Regions from separate parts of the Homo sapiens genome. Here region 2 is linked to region 1. A link is an interaction called in ENCODE POLR2A ChIA-PET data of the cell type or tissue named here. Cell type or tissue: MCF 10A. All regions are shown on one strand.

What was found. Peaks named below come from ENCODE experiments on the same cell type or tissue, not always from the same donor. Only the 100,000 strongest peaks of a DNase experiment are listed, where the experiment ranks them.
Region 2: POLR2A ChIA-PET joins it to region 1 with 5 read pairs; 2 of 35 experiments call an interaction of 5 or more read pairs at or near these places.

Annotation. Positions count from the first base shown.
Region 1 is chr5:9,165,334-9,173,333 of GRCh38, reverse strand. All of the region lies in intron 11 of SEMA5A (semaphorin 5A), which reads left to right. Among named protein-coding and RNA genes, the nearest start is that of MIR4636, 120 kb to the right of the region's middle. In MCF 10A, no CTCF peak of the experiment used is centred here; a DNase peak (open chromatin) is centred at 3,863.
Region 2 is chr5:7,934,621-7,942,620 of GRCh38, reverse strand. No RefSeq gene overlaps it. Among named protein-coding and RNA genes, the nearest start is that of MTRR, 69 kb to the right of the region's middle. In MCF 10A, no CTCF peak of the experiment used is centred here; no DNase peak of the experiment used is centred here.

The DNA of each region.
Region 1 (8,000 bases):
TTATAATTATGTAGCCAGTTATTCTTCTAGACCAAAAAAAAAAAAAAAAAAAAACCGGGTGAAGAAAACAACTTTCCCTGTCTGGAATTTTCTGACTGTAGTAAGTGCAAAATAAATGCTGAATGAATGAGTTATTGGAAAGCAGCAAGCCATCTGTCCCTGTGTGCATTCCTCCTTTCTTCAGATCTTCAACAGTGCCATTTCATTATTTTGACTAATCCCAAAACAGAAACAATATGGAAACAGCAGTAAAGAGCTTTTGAATTTTTTTCCCATTTAAGAGCAATCAACACACGTTTAATAAGTTTCTGACCAAGAGAACACTTATCACCAGATTCTGGATTTTGAAGGCTGTGAAAGCTCAGCTATGTTTGAAAGTTTTAAACCATTTTGAGATTAAAGCATTGTTTAGAAGGGCATTTCTTGCTACCTATAACCACTGTGTTTCAACTGAGTATAGTGAATCTTGTTAAATACATAGTATGTTTCTTTGAGGAATTAAAATTGAGAGAAAGGAAAGGAAAATTTGCTCAAGAAACTGAAGATTTCTTTCTTATAACCAGAAAATATGTATTAAGAATTGTTCTCATGTGTAACTAAAATATTGAGCATTATTGTCTGAAATTAGTAAAAAATCCTTTAAAGTGATCTTCAGTTATGCCAGGTAGAATTTGATTTCTACACACCCAGAACAGTTTAGAGGTTTCTGTAGGCTTCAATTTTCATGTGTTTGTGACAATGATAAAAATTTAGTAATTAATTTTTTGAATGCCCAAGTACAGTTAAGGGATTTTAGTTAAAAAAGTTATGATTTTTAGTATTGAAGTGATCACCAAGATTAATTGTCAGAGTAGAAACTTCATTTAGGCCTTCAATGATGTGATCATTTGATTAATTTTAAAAATCTGACCTTGTCCTTAGCGGAAGAACACTGATTCATAGTGAAAAAAATAGTTTCAACCACAAATGCCTTGATTTGTCCTTGGTAAACTGTCTTTAAATGGCAATCGTCACAAGGAACTGCTGCTCTTTGAGTTAAACTATAATCTTCCTTCAATTAGAAATCATATTGATTACACGGTGTTGGCATTTTTAATATCTCTAGGCAGCATTCATTTCTCTGTGCACGGATTGGATAATAGCCAGTTGTCTGGGGCTTTATGGAGTTGCTGACCTGCAGTGACTCACCTGGCAGCTTGTCTGTGGGACCCTCTAACACTTAACCTGCACTTCTAGTTCCCTAGATTCTGGAGTTTTCCAGCCTTGGAGTCAGGGCATGCCAGGAGCTCGGGGGCCCAGGCTCAATGCTACCTCATCTTTGTCCTGGCTCAGCTCTGACCTTTCACCCAGTTTGAGTGACCTGGCCTTTGACATCTTCTCAAGTGATCAGTTCTTTGCTCTGGTGTCTGAGCTTTGTCCTGTGTCCTAGGACATATCCCCATCTCAGAATTAGAGCCGTTTCTGTGCCCTGTAAGTTGGTGCCCGCTCCCTCTCGTCCCATCTCCAGGCACTGACCTCTCATCCTCCAGGTCTTCTGACTCTTGCTGTCTGACTGGAACCCTTGCCGCAGCCTGTGTGTTTAGCTGGAGGACATATATCTAGTGTTGGAACCCGGCTCCCTCTCAGCCATCTACATCCCAGTTAGGGAAAGCAATGAATTGGTTAAGACTCATGATTTTCCTGCTGCCCAATAAGAACTGGCCTGAGATTCCTCATAGATCATAAATAAATCTGCACCCATGAAAAGATTTGGGGAGTCTCACTGGAAAGTCAATGGAAGCTGGAGAGCTGGGGGCCCTGGACTCTGCATCATTAGCGTGGAGCATGTTTAGTGACTGAATCTTTCAGCTTGTCGTCTCGACCATGAGTCCCAATTTAAAACAATTTTTCTCCAAACTGATGTTTAAGAAAACTTGTCACTCCTGCCCCTCAGATGCCAACTGGGCCTTTCCTGCCCTCCAGATGTTTGCTGTTTGCTTTCATATTTCAGACTCTCAATTTCCTGCCTAGGAAGTCCACAGCCCTCCCCATCATTTCTGTTACCAATCCTTGGGCTTATGCTCACCAGATCCTGTTGATATTCAGGGTGAATGAATTTCTCTCACTGTCAAACACCAACTCAACCCCTTCCCCAGAGCGTGTTTTAAAAGAAAAAAAAGGACAGAATTGTGTGAGTTGAATAGATTATGGGAGGACCTGTGTTCACAAGGAAGGATTGATGGAGGTGTAGGCATCTTTTTGCCATCATTCTAGTTTTTCACTCTCACCCCTTTTCTTTCACTTTTTCTGTTTCTTTCAGGAGGATAGCAGAGGAATTCCAACCCCTCTCCCATATGGAGCCCCTTCTTCTCTCAGCTCTTTTGACCCAACCAATATGTAGGTCTGGGGGCGAGGAAGGAGGAGAGTGTAGGCTTCATGTCAAACTCTGTACAGGGCACCACCCAAAGGATGGCTGGAAACTCCCCAGTAGGACTGTTGGTGAATGAAAGGGTCTCCTTTATCATATACTTGTCTTGGTCCTGGCTGCTATAAAAAACTACTGTCGACTGGGTGATTTAGAAACAACAGAAATGTATTTCTCATAGTGCTGGGGGATGAAAAGCCATGAAATCAGGATGCCAGCATGCTTGGGTTCTCATGAGGACCCTTTTCTGGCTTATAATTAGCTACCTTCTCCCTGTGCCCTCACAGGGGAAAGAGACAAGGCAGGGCTCTGAGACCTATTTTATAAGGGCATGAATCCCATTCATGAGGGCTCCACCCTCATGACCTAATCACTTCCCAAAGCCCCCCACCTCCAAATATGACCACGTTGGGACTTAGGATTTCAACCTCTAAATCTGGGGGTAGGGGGGCACAAATATTCAGCCTATTTCAATATGCATGTCCTGTCTCTCATTTTTTAATGTAGACTTAATATATTTGCATCTAAGAGTAGGTTCCTATAACATGTACATGTTGGGTAGTGGAGTATGGCACAAAGTACTAGTGACATGCATGGGTATCTACTTCAAAATAAGTTCACAAAAGTCAAGAATTGTATTGGGTATCAAAGTTTCACATGTATTTTTCATTCCACATTTCTTGCAAATGAGTCACCCATGTTCATGCACACAGCTGAGGTTCCTCCACCCTACCAGGCTGGACATGGAAGGTAGGACACTGAAGCATTTGAAAGCCCTCAGAATGCACAGACCCTGTTCATACTTAGGCTAGAAAAGGGGGGCATTGTCACTCCTGACTTGTTAATTCATATGCACCATTAACTGTGGCTCACACCTCCCAGATGGAATACTGACAGTGAAAATAATTCCCTGCAAGTAACACTTTCCCTCGGGTGAAGGAAATCAGTGGACATTGAGCCCAGTATCCAAACATCAGAAAACCTTTGGAAGTTGATATTTTTGTAGCAAGAGCAGCTAAGCCAGAATATGACCCAAATAAGTTCTTAATAAATATTCACCTAATGAGCAAATGAACTAATGAGTATTTGTGTCCTAGGGCAAATAGTTGGTAGTTCTGAGTGGGTAATTATCATGAGGGCAGTGTCATTTGAGTGGCCCATCACAGACCTGAGCAGCCTGGAGGCCCTTCCTTGTCATGAAGCAGCTGAAGGAATAGTCAGTCCTGACTAGAGGCCACACCAAAGTTGCTCTATGTGTTGAAGGGAGAGGAGAGTGGGAGAGCGTCTGACTATGCCAGGGTTTTATTTGTTCAAGAGCAGATGGAAAATGATAGAAGAATGTCAGGTGAGCAAGCCCATCTTGGCCAAATGTGTCCTTTGCATCACGTGAACATTACACAGTTCTGCTCCTAGAAGGAAAGTCCAGTTAGTAAGTACTAAACAAGGGTGTGACACGTTTACATGCCGTGGCTATCATCCAACTATCTGAACAAAGCCAAACTCATTATATATGTATTACTCCATGACTAATAAGCAAGCATGGAGAGAGGACACATTACTTACTGTGTGAGATTCAAGATATAGGAGAAACTTAAGAGGTGGTTATTATGGGTTTTTAAAAAATACAAAGTGTATATATTTGAGGTCTGCAACTTGATTCAATATGCGAACACATTGTGAAATCATCACCACAATCAAGTTAATTAACATACCCAGGAGGTCACACAGTTACCCTTTTCTTTGTTCTTTCTTTTCCTGCTTGCTTGCTTTTTTCTTGTGGTAAGGACACTTAAAATCTACTCTCTTGGCAAATTTCAACTGTAAAGTACAGCATTGTTAGCTATAGTCTCCGTGCTGTACATTAGACCCCCAGGATTTTTTCATCTTTTCTAACTCAAATACTTCATCCTTAACTTTAAGGAGGTTCCAGTTTTGGCAGAGGGGTCTGAGTCTTGTGATGTCATTAAGGAATGACTCAAATGTGTGTTAAATGTAACTCTTTGGGTAATGGTTAATGCACTATGATTTTAGAACAAGAATGAGATTAATATATGAATAAAGTACTTAGAAAGGGATCAAGCCACAGCAACATGGCCTGGAGGAGCATTTAAGCCTTTGTTCCAGGGGCATTTGAGTCAAATATTCCCTCCACCTCTTGTAAGCTGGGTGCTGTCAGAAAATGAGGAAGCCTCTGCGAGCCTCAGATTTTGCATCTGTCAAGCAAGAATCACACTATTTATCATGCATTAAATTGGAAGCAGTGTACATCCAGCCCCTGTCACTCACAGGTTGAAGGTAGTATCCCTGCCCATTGGTTTTTTCCTGTAGCAGTTTTAATATATGGAAAGAAGAGCTTCTGAGATGGAGGGAGGCCCTTGGCCGTGGCATCCTCCTCCCCCTCACCCACATGGTAACAATGATGAAGACACATAAAGTGCTTCCCTTGACCTTGGCACCATGCTAAGCCCTTTACATAAGGGCTCCTGGCAGTTAAAGAATAGTCAAGACTCAAAGCTCCTTCATCACTGACCTCACTGTTGGCATCTGGTGATATGGACTAAAAACAGCCCCTTATTGTTGGTCAAATCCTAGATCCTTTGAGTTAGAGTCACCTAGAATGTTTGTTAATGATTGACGATGGTCCTCAGGCCCACTGCAGACCTCCCAAATCACGGTCTCAGGGATGCACCTGGAAGGTCCATCTCAGGCTTCTCCCTGAGTAGCTTCTCTAGTCATAAAGCTTGGGAACCACTCTGCTGTACTTACGGCTCTCCTCCTGTCACACCTTCCTTTTCAGATCCCCACCCCACTCCATCTCACTTCAGCTTCTCACCTCTTGGGCAACTTTCAGTGGAGTGGGCAGTGAGAGGGGTGCATAGGAAGTTAGGAGTGACCTGTGTGCTCTGGACACCTATAGAATTTTTAACATGGTTATTCTGCTATTTCTTGGCAATAACCAGGAAAATTGAAAGACATATTTCCACCTTGAGCTTAAAGATTGACTTCTGAGGCATGATTCTAGAATTGTGAAATCCTCATATGTTCATTCACTAAGACTCAACTGACGGCCTACTGTATCCCGAGAGCATGACGGTGGTCATGAATAAGGATAAGGCTCAGCATATCACACCAAGGAAAGCTTATGTCCCATAAAAGATGGACATTTATTCTTTGGTTTGACTTAATGCACTATCTTAGTTGAAGGAAGAATACCTTCCATAAGCACACAGACTTTGGAAAAACTGAGCTGGCCTGGGAGGTGAGAAAAGGTTCCCACTCCACCCGGACCAGAGGCCTGAGAGCTGGCTCTTGGGGGATGGGGAGATGGCTGCCTGGTGGAGAGGGCACAGAATATGCAAAGCATGCAGATCTAGAAAGTCCTGGGGTGTTCTGGAAAGGGGGAGACATTGAAATGAGCTGCAATTGTGGGTGAAGAGATAGGAGATGAAGCTGAACAGTAGGATAGTCATATTGACTATTCCATCCTAGCCAGTGGATTCAGGATTTCAGGTGCATGGACAGATTTGATACAAAGGGGAGACATTGAGTTTCCAGTTTTGGGTATACTGAGTTCTAGTTGCATGCGGTACGCCTGAGAGTTGGTTGGAAATCCTTCTTTGAAGCCAGAGAGGAAGGTTTAGGTCAGTAATGGCAGCCTCAGGTTTTCTTTGAAATCATAGAAATGGATAAGACAGTGCCTAAAGAAAGCTCATAACGAGCTAACAAACAGCTTGGAACATCAGGCACTAGTCGTAATTGGTGTAATGTAGCCACTGAGAAAAATGACAAAATAATTTTCTTATTCCACTGAGTAAGAGAGCTCTCTTTTTTTCCTTTAGAATTAATGTTTCAAAAGTGCAAAAGTGCTTAGCATAGATTTTTCTCAACCATCTCAATTGACAACTAATGGGACCAGACACAGTATAAATTTCACCACTGGGGGCTAGAGGGTAATTTAGACTCTGGATGCCTGCCTGGTGACTGTCAGAGAAGGGCTGCCAACCTTACCAACTGGGTGGTTGTTTTGTAATTTAGATACAATAAATCTAAGGCAAGTAATTTCCTTTCAGAAACTTGAATTGCTTCCTTAACAGAATGATTGGAGTTATATTTAAGCTGTGGGTTAGATGAGAGTTTAGAAAGGATACCCAGAGGGCTCTATTAATTGCACTCTTGTTTTAAAAGTAATATGGTTTTTATTCACAGGAAATGCAGTGGTAAATTTCCTATAAGCGCTGGCTTATGATTTAGGGTACTGCAAGGAGCTTTTGAGGTTTTGTTCAGCAAGGCAGCCAAAGCAGCTGTAAAAGAGTTGTCATTTCTCCTCCTGGCATATGTACAGTGAGTAGTGGTGGAGCAGGGATCTTGCTGATTTTAGACAAAACTTGAATAGGACTTATCATTTACAAGCTAAACATTAATAAGAAAAGAATAGCAGCAAACTCTTATACAACGTGTCCTGTGTACCAGGTACCATCCAAACAAACATACAGTTAAACTCACTTAGTGGCCGCCGACCCTGTGAGCTGGGCACTGGGGAGAAGGCAACAGAGATATGAGGGATCTGCGCTCGGTCACACGGCCTGTGATTGTGGGAGCCTGGAGTTTAACCTGGGCTGTTGTGCCCCAGAGGCCACACAATGAACATGTCTCTGCTTGAGCACCTACTATGTGCCAGGCTTTGTTCTGGAAACCAACAGGGTCACAGTGAACAAGGCAGGCTGCATCCCCTAGTGCCGGGTCTCCAGAACTTACATGCAGAGGGTCAGGCTATGAGAATATGGTTTAAAATATTAATACTTTGTGATTTTAAAATTTTGCTTTTAATTTATGACCAGGAAAGTTTAAACCGACTGACTATCCTTTTCAGGGAAAAAATAAGCCATTAGTTGAATCTGGTAACTGAGTGAATTAAATTCTCCTTTTCAAGCATACACTAGCCAAGAAGACCTTTTTTTCTTCTCTGAATTCTCCTTTTCTATATAAATGTAATATTGAGCTCCCAGTGCCAAGACCAATTTAATTCATTTGCTCGTTTACAAGTTAAGAGAAAGAACTTTCCTTAACATATTAGCTGTCTGCTGCTTTGGGATAATGACCAGCTGAATTGATGAACTTTATATAATGATCTGTTGCCATGGTGACGAGCTGCCCAGTGAGTGGAAGCGGGTATTTCATCATTACCTCGCTGATAATGCTTGGTATGGTAACACATACAAATACAAAAGCTTTTCTTTTACTCTGCAGTGACTCTGGGTCGATGAGCCAAACACTAGAAATGCCTCTTGGACATAGCGGCAGAGAATCAAATAGAATCCAAATGCACAACTGGAAATAAACTAATTTAGCTTCCCAGGTTAGTGGCCTCCTTGTCCACATGAATCTCCAGCCTTGTCACAAGTGACCATTGTCAGGGGTGCCACTTGTCTTCCTCACACGTTTAATTTCTCTATTGGATTCAGCACACTGAAGGCTGAATAATTTTAAAAATACCTTAAACTATAACAAAAGTTACAGAATTAATAAAAAGAGAATGGAATCCAGATAATAGATTTCACCATCCAATGCTTTGCAATAATCTATTTTTATATCACAT
Region 2 (8,000 bases), 1.2 Mb after region 1:
TAAAATGTAAACGATCTCAAAGACCTGAGTTCCCCTCAAAGATCAAATCGCTTAAGAAATTACACTGCTCCTAGTTACCCATTCACTCCCCTTCCAGGCTTCCCAGGGCACAGGAGGTCCACACTGGTGGTGTAATTCTGGCCATGGTGTAACAGTAAATGTAGGGTCTCTGTTTTTCTAACTGTATTGTGAACTTCTTGAAGGCAGATCATTGGAATCTTTTACTTCCTTGTATCAACACTGCATCTCCTGAATTACTAAAAGTTTGTGGGTTTAAATGGACTCTGCCATTTCTTGGCATACTCCAAGCTAGAAGCAGTGAGTGTTTCAGCATCTCTCAGCATGGTTAAGGTGGCAGAACCAGATGTAAGATCATATTTTCAGTTCACGTTGAGACTTGCATATGTGACTCCATTTGCACTGCTCCAGGCATTTGGCTGGCACGAGTTCGTTTTCAAATTTCCCCAAATTTATTCAGGTCAAAAAACCACTCAAATGCAGAGCCAGGCAAGGACCTTATAATTGATGAGGGCTGGTCTTGCTCCAAGCATTTGGCCTTTTTGTTCTATATTATTCTTTCCTTAAAACAACTTCAATTTCTCTGCCTGTCTCTAACCACAGATGTACATTTCCCAGGTGCTGCCCTGTGCTGTCCCCAGTGAGGTCCAGAGCTTCTCCTGGGAGGCTGAATGGATGGATAATGCCCGGCCTGGCCCCAGCTTAGAGGATGCCTCTCAAGTGCACTGATGCGTGCATGATTATTTTGCAATGTAATCCTGTTCCCTGGATTACAGCTGGGTTTCAGGGAGCTTTCTATTCTTTCCCTTGGTTCCCTCTGGCATAAACAGCACTGTGCTCTCACATTTGGCTACCCTGAAACCTGTTCCTTCTCCCAGCCATTAGAAAGGAATTGATATACTCAGTCGCTCCAACTGCTAACCTTTATACTCTAGGAGCTGGTTGTAGAATTAGAGACCGCTTTCCTCTCACAGACCTTTGTAAATGCTCTTGCCTATCACCTTATGTATGGATCACATATTTTGTCTCTTGTGAGGGAGTTAACAAAAGCCTTTCAAATCTAGAAAATATTGCATGCCTATATAAATCATGTCTCCTGAGCTTCCTTTAGCCACTTTTATATCAACTTCAAAAGTTTAGGAATATATTAGTTTTATAAAAATCAGCATTCTCAATTTTTTATTTTTATTGAATCTCTGTTGGCTAAGGATTTACTTGGGGTTTCTTTGTTCCTTTCCTTTGTCCCCACTATATTAGAGGCCAAAATTAATCAGGTCCACTGGAATCATACTCATCCTAGACTCTCCTTTCTTTTTCAGCATTCCATTCCTCACTGGATTTACAATTCTCATACAAAACCTGAGTGACATCTTTGGACGCCTTTCATCAGGATCTATAGTGCAATTACCAGGAAGTCTATATGTTGGTCCCTGGAGTTTATTCAAAAAGTAATACCTGTATTTTAGATGGACATCTGGTCACCCCAGGACATAGCTCCAATGTTTCACAGACCAGCTCTCATGCCTGATCATATCTACAATAGTGAGGACCCATCTTGGGGTAAAAGTTTAAGAGTTCTACTCAATTTTTTATCTAAGGTCATGGAGTTCAAATTTCACTAAGGAAGATTAGGCACTAGGAGCTACTTAATTAGGAAATATCCATCACAGCTCAGATTACCCTCCCTGCAGCCTATGTGTCAGGCAGACTTGTCCAGCAGGCAGTAACTTTTGCACTGGAGCTGCCCTTAGCACAGATGTGGGAGGAGGTCTGTAGCCTTCCTCACTACAGTCTCTGTCTCTGGCAGAGTCAGCATGCATGGTTGATTCCACATTGTGCTATCGCAGCTGGAGAAGATGTAGGAAAAGACACATGCATGCTGGACCGCTCTAGAAGGAGCTGCTGTCCATGATTGAAGCCTCCAGAGGAGGAGGCTCAGGTTCAAGTTTGTGGGCTAATCAAAGTGGACCATGATGGCCCCACGGCTGTCCACATGTCCTGACTTGATGGTGCTTGGGCACAGGTATCACAAGTCCTGAATGGCTTAGGTGAATCTCCTCTGCTCCTCCCATCCTCCCAAATCAGATTCCTCGTTCCAGCCTTGCCAAGAAATGCATCAGCATCCACAGGGCCATTACTGCTACTCTTCTGCTCTTCTGGGAGTTGAGTAAAAGAGCAAATCATGAAAAAAACAGAAGGAAAATGTTTTGCCTGGAATGTTTCTGGGAGGAGGCACCCCTGAGAGTACAAGGTTTAATTTAGACTGTATCTTTTGACCCCAATAGGTCAGGAGAGCCTTATGAAAAAGGTGATGCATTCTCAGTTTTCATTCCCAATCCGATGACCATAGACAGCTTAGACTGCAGTGACCTACTACAAAGCCATTCATTCACTTCAATACTGGCAATACAAAGGTGAGAGGGCCAGGCAAGAGAGGAGGGGGACAGCAAGGATTGTAGGGCAAGAGTGAGGGCTTTGAAGGACTGCGGGGGTTAGGGAGGTGATAACCTCTGAACAGCCATGTGGATGGTGAGCAGTAGAATGAGCTACATGACATCTGGGAGCCCTGAGCTCTGGGAACTCACTGGATGTGTATTTTGTCCCCATCAGTGGCCACCACCCAGCTCAGAACCCCTGCCCATTTCCTTCACCACCTTCCAGATGCAGCTTCCTCCACCTTATCACCCTCCCCTCCCACTGGCCAAAACCCTGAAGGGGCTATATCAACATATATATATATATAAAACACTCCTATATTCTATCAACAATAAACTGCAAATGAAAGAAAGGGAAAAAGGAAGGAAGGAAGGAAGGAAGGATGGATAAAGTCTACAAACTCTTTAAAATTACTGCTTATATCATGGGAAAATGCCAATGTCTGTTTTGACATATTTTTAGAACTGGCAGACTAATTTGCTTAGCAGTTTTCTACTAGGAATTGATGATATTTGAAATGTTGGATAAGAACAATAAAGCTGTGTTTTCTGTAGCTTGACTCAACACACAAAAATGGAAAATGTTAAGATATTTAAATTCTGATGGATGGGCTTGGGTTTTCTGACTTAATGGTGTGAAGTACAAAATGTCATATAATTAATGCATTGAGATTTTTAAATTATAGAAATTTTCAGGATTTATAGCATCTCTTATAATTTAAAACATTTATGATCAAGTCAAACACAACCACTTCATCTAAAAGCAAAAGTTATGAGACCTATAGAAATATCACATAATGTTAACCTATAAGAGCTAAATATAAAAGTGTTCCCAACTCTCCTTGTTTTCTTGTGTAAAACAGGCCTAAAATCTCTCAATCTATTTTTTTATCATTTTAGTAGATAAATTTACTATTTTAAACTTTTTAGGAGAAAACTTGTACAGAAAACCCAAATCTTTCTTTGGGAACTCAGATACGGGCTCCAGAGCTCCAGAGGACATGCCCATGTTTCTATCTGGAAAGCCTTTGAGCCATCACCAAAATTGAGAAAGACAAAACTACTGGTTTGTTGAAAAAAGTCCAGGAGTAGGTGCTGCATATTTGAGAAAGAAAAACAGAATAACTGAAATCTTGCATGCATTGAACAAGCTAAAAAAAGTTACTCTTGAGCTTATTTGAATCCTTTCTGTTTATTACCCATCTCTCTCCCCTGGGCTAGAAACAAGAAGAACCTCTTCCTTCAGCATTCTGACAACCTTTCCAACTCTCTCCCCTGTCCAGTTCTCCCCCTTCTCAGAGACATGCTGTCCCGTGAGTCCACAGCTCTCCTTTACAGAAACCTTAAGAGCTCTGCAATGCCCGGAATTATGTTATCATTTCCTGGTTCTAACTATGATTTCCGGGGTACAGTGAGAGCTTCATGTTTCCACGAGGAAGTTTATGCAAAACCAATTAATCAGAGAAAAGTAATTTCAGATTCTATTTGTATGTGTCCTATAGAAAATAATAAATCAACTATATTCCAGAAAAATAAAACTGGTCCAGATATTACCTTAAGAATGATTTCCTCTTATATTTGACTTTTTACAGTGATGCAGTGAGTGCATGCAACCATTTTTGCTATCCTGAATAAGCTGGGCTACAGGTGAAAATTTAAATGGAAACTTACATTACGTATTTCAAGTAGGTACAGACAGACATTTTAGATTATATTTCAAATTTTATTTAGGAAAAAATGAAGCAGATTCTATAAAAATTTACCTATAAAAGCATCATATGAAACCATCATTTCAGAATATAGATCACTAGAGTTGCAAAGGAAGTTTCAAAAAAAAAAAAGTTGCCCAAAAGCAAATTGTGTCAGGACACACTTCTTCATCCCAATTCACCTCTAAACTCACAGAAAAAAAGTGTAAGCTGTTATTCAAATTCTTCAAAATGTCAATATTTTATTATTTAGAGTTTAAGATACAGTTTAATCACTGTAATATGCTTGCTTCATTAGCTCATATAGCTGTGCGTTTGGGCATTTTCTTTTCTTTTTGCCTTCATTTCAAGAGGGCCTTAGTAAACACACATGGATGTATGAGTGTACATATATTTTTTAAGGGATTATGAATATTGAAATAAGGCTCTCACTCAATGGAGTGATTTTCCTTAGTCAGACATGTTTGTGTTGTGTGTGCTGATTGATAGCAGGAATTCATTCAAAACAAAACAAGTTTATGCGAAAAAGAAGAATTCAGTGTGCTGGAGAGAGGGTGACTATAACCCAACTCAATACATCATTCCTCAAGAGGATCTGTGTATTTGTCCATTCTTGCATTGCTATAAGGAAATACCTGAGGCTGTGTAATTTATAAAGAAAAGAGGTTTAATTGGCTCACATCTCTGCAGGCTGTACAGGAAACATAGCGGCCTCTGCTTCCAGGGAGGCCTCAGGAAACTTATAATCATGGTGGAAGGAGAAGGGGAAATAGGCATATCTTTTTTTTTTTTTTTTTTTTTTTTGAGACGGAGTCTCGCTCTGTCTCCCAGGCTAGAGTGCAGTGGCACGATCTCGGCTCACTGCAAGCTCCATCTCCCGGGTTCACGGCATTCTCCCGCCTCAGCCTCCCGAGTAGCTGGGACTACAGGCGCCCACCACCACGCCCGGAAAATGTTTTTGTATTTTTAGTAGAGACAGGGTTTCACCATGTTAGCCAGGATGGTCTCGATCTCCTGACCTTGTGGTCTGCCCACCTTGGCTTCCCAAAGTGATGGGATGGAAGTAGGCATACCTTACATGGTCAGAGCAGGAGTAAGAGAGAGAGCAGGGAGCCACACACTTTTAAATAACCAGAGCTCCTGAGAGCCCCATCATGAGAACAGCACCAAGGGATTCATGAAGGACCCTCCCCCGCAACAATGATCCAGTCATCTCCCACCAGGCCCCAGGTCCAACCTTGGGGATTACAATTTGACACGAGATTTGGTGGGGACACAGAGCCAAACCATATCAATTTGACACCAACTCCTTATAAATAGAAAACCTGGCCAGCTTACCCTGTCACGCATTTCCTATTGCCATGGACATCACACATTTATCAAGGGTTGAATTTGGCTTTAGAGAACATCCGATGACAAAATGAAACAATTGTAAAGAGTTACATCACAAAATAGGGAACAGAGATTTAACACAGGAAGAGGCATTTAGAATGTCATGATATCTTCAGAAGTCACACGAAGTGGTATAACACAAGGGTGTTGTCACACATCTCAAAGAATTCTACATTAGACTGAATATACACATATTTTTGCAGGTGATATAGAGTTTCAGTGTTGAATCTAGATGCTCAGATTGAAGCTTAGTGTACTACCTTTAACAGTGCCTAAGTTCAAGTTTTATGTCGGTCAACAGTCACCGTACTGGGAGAAAGCAAAACTAAGGGTGAGCTCTTCTGTAAACTTGTGAAGCAGTTTGAAATTGACTTTAAAAAGTAAAAATCAGGCAATGTTCTAGGTGACTCTCATTTAGCCCTGCACCATATCTGTGCCAGCTGTCACCACCTGTGCCTGCTTTCTTCTGTACCTATGGACTTGTCTGAAGAGAAACAGTAACACATTCCAATTTCCATAGGCGTCATGCTGACATTCCTAGTGTAAAACACTGCAGTGGTTTTGGAAGTTGTTTGTTTATTCATTTGTTTGTTTTGGGAAGGTGTAAAATTAGAGTGACATCATATTCTGGGATGCTGAATACTGGATTAACCTGCTGTAACTAAATTCTAAGTACCCCCTGCAGCTCTTCTGGCACTACGGTGGAGAGTGCTGATGCGTTCATTGTTCATTTTCTATTCTGAATTCAAAGAGAATTATAAAATCAATTTTCTTTAAAGTACATCCAGTCAATCCTCTGCTTCTAATTGAAACCAGTAACATCCAGGTGAAATGATAAACCATCACCTTAAACAGGCACTAGCAAATTCTTGTAGGAAGTTGAGCTGTCTACACTTACAGAGATGAAAGCCAGCAATGTGATCTTCTTAGCAACAGGTTAGAAGGAAAGTCTGGATTTTCCAGAATCCAGATCTCCCTTCTATCTTGTGACTCTTTATCTAACACTGAGACATTTTACGTGTTTCACGTTACATAGCATTAAATTGCCAAACAGTTGAGAAGGAAAGGGAGCACATTTGAACTGCTGACCTCTGATTACTAATTAAATAAGAGGTGGAATACAATTTCTTGTCTGACCTACATTTTAGTTTAATAAATATCATAGAGTGGTTTTTTGCCACTAGCATTGCGAAAAGAATTTGTACTACTTTTCTCTTTTTTCGTGAAAGTGTTCTTGACTAGCTAGCTTTATCTTGTCAACATAGTACAATAAGTTTATCTGAGCTAGATCTGATATCAACTCTTATCATGAGTAATAAGCTTGATTTTTTAGTGGATGAGCTAATATGATCTTTAGAACAGACTATATGAAATGACATTTACTAGTAACTGTGCAGTTGATATCAGTCTCTAAATTAAGTTTCTATTAATCTCTAAGCCACTTTTCTACATGAACCATATTTTCAGGAGAGAGCAGGTTTTTATTCCTGATGTTTTTATATCAAATTTCTGAAAATAAACTATAGTAAAATTGAATAAAACATTGTTCCATCTGCTCAGAGAAATGTATAATTCATTTTAATATTAAGCTCATTTTAAAAAGTGTATAAAATATTGCTATTTTAGAAATCACTGCCAATACTTCGACATTGCAGAGAGGCAATCAGGCTGGGAGAATGCATCACCTTCATTGTTTTTCAGTATCCAAAAAGAAGAGAGTTAGGATTAGAACAAAAATTTACAGTTTCAAAGCAGATAATTTGAATGCTTTAGTTCAGTATTTATTGAGTTACAAAAATTTCTTAAATCAACTATAAATCTATTACTATTCATGGCCTGGATGGAGAAGCACAGCAGAAATAAATTCTAAAATAGTGCCCTGTCTGCAAATATTGTATCCAACATGACAATGCATTGTCCAATATTTAACATTACGGTCTGTGCATTTCTCAGGTCAAAGTGAATATTACCCTATTTCTCCCATTTCACACCCACTGATCAGAGAAGCAGGGGACTCAGAATGTTTTTCTGGTGTCTGACATAGATAATCTGCTGATTGGTAATCAAATATTGACTATGTTGTGTCCAGAGAAATCACCAAGTACACCATCAACAAATAGATGTACTGGACAGAACCAATGCAATCATTTTAAAAAGAATGACAAAGTTTTTGCACATGAGTTGATTTAAGGTTGCCATTGGAATACTCTACTTATGCAGAAATGTACTACTAGAGCTATGGGATTAAAGTATGAGCCCCCCCAAATGGAGAACAACTGCTTTGAGTCAGACGCAGTTCATTGTATCTGCTAGTGGTACCTGTTACCTGCTGTTTTGCACCCCATAACCATCTTTTGAGGCAGAAATGCTGAACTCAGGTAAAAGCAATAAAGATACTCTAAAAATTCGTGCACACACACACAAAAAAACATGGAACTGTAAAAGA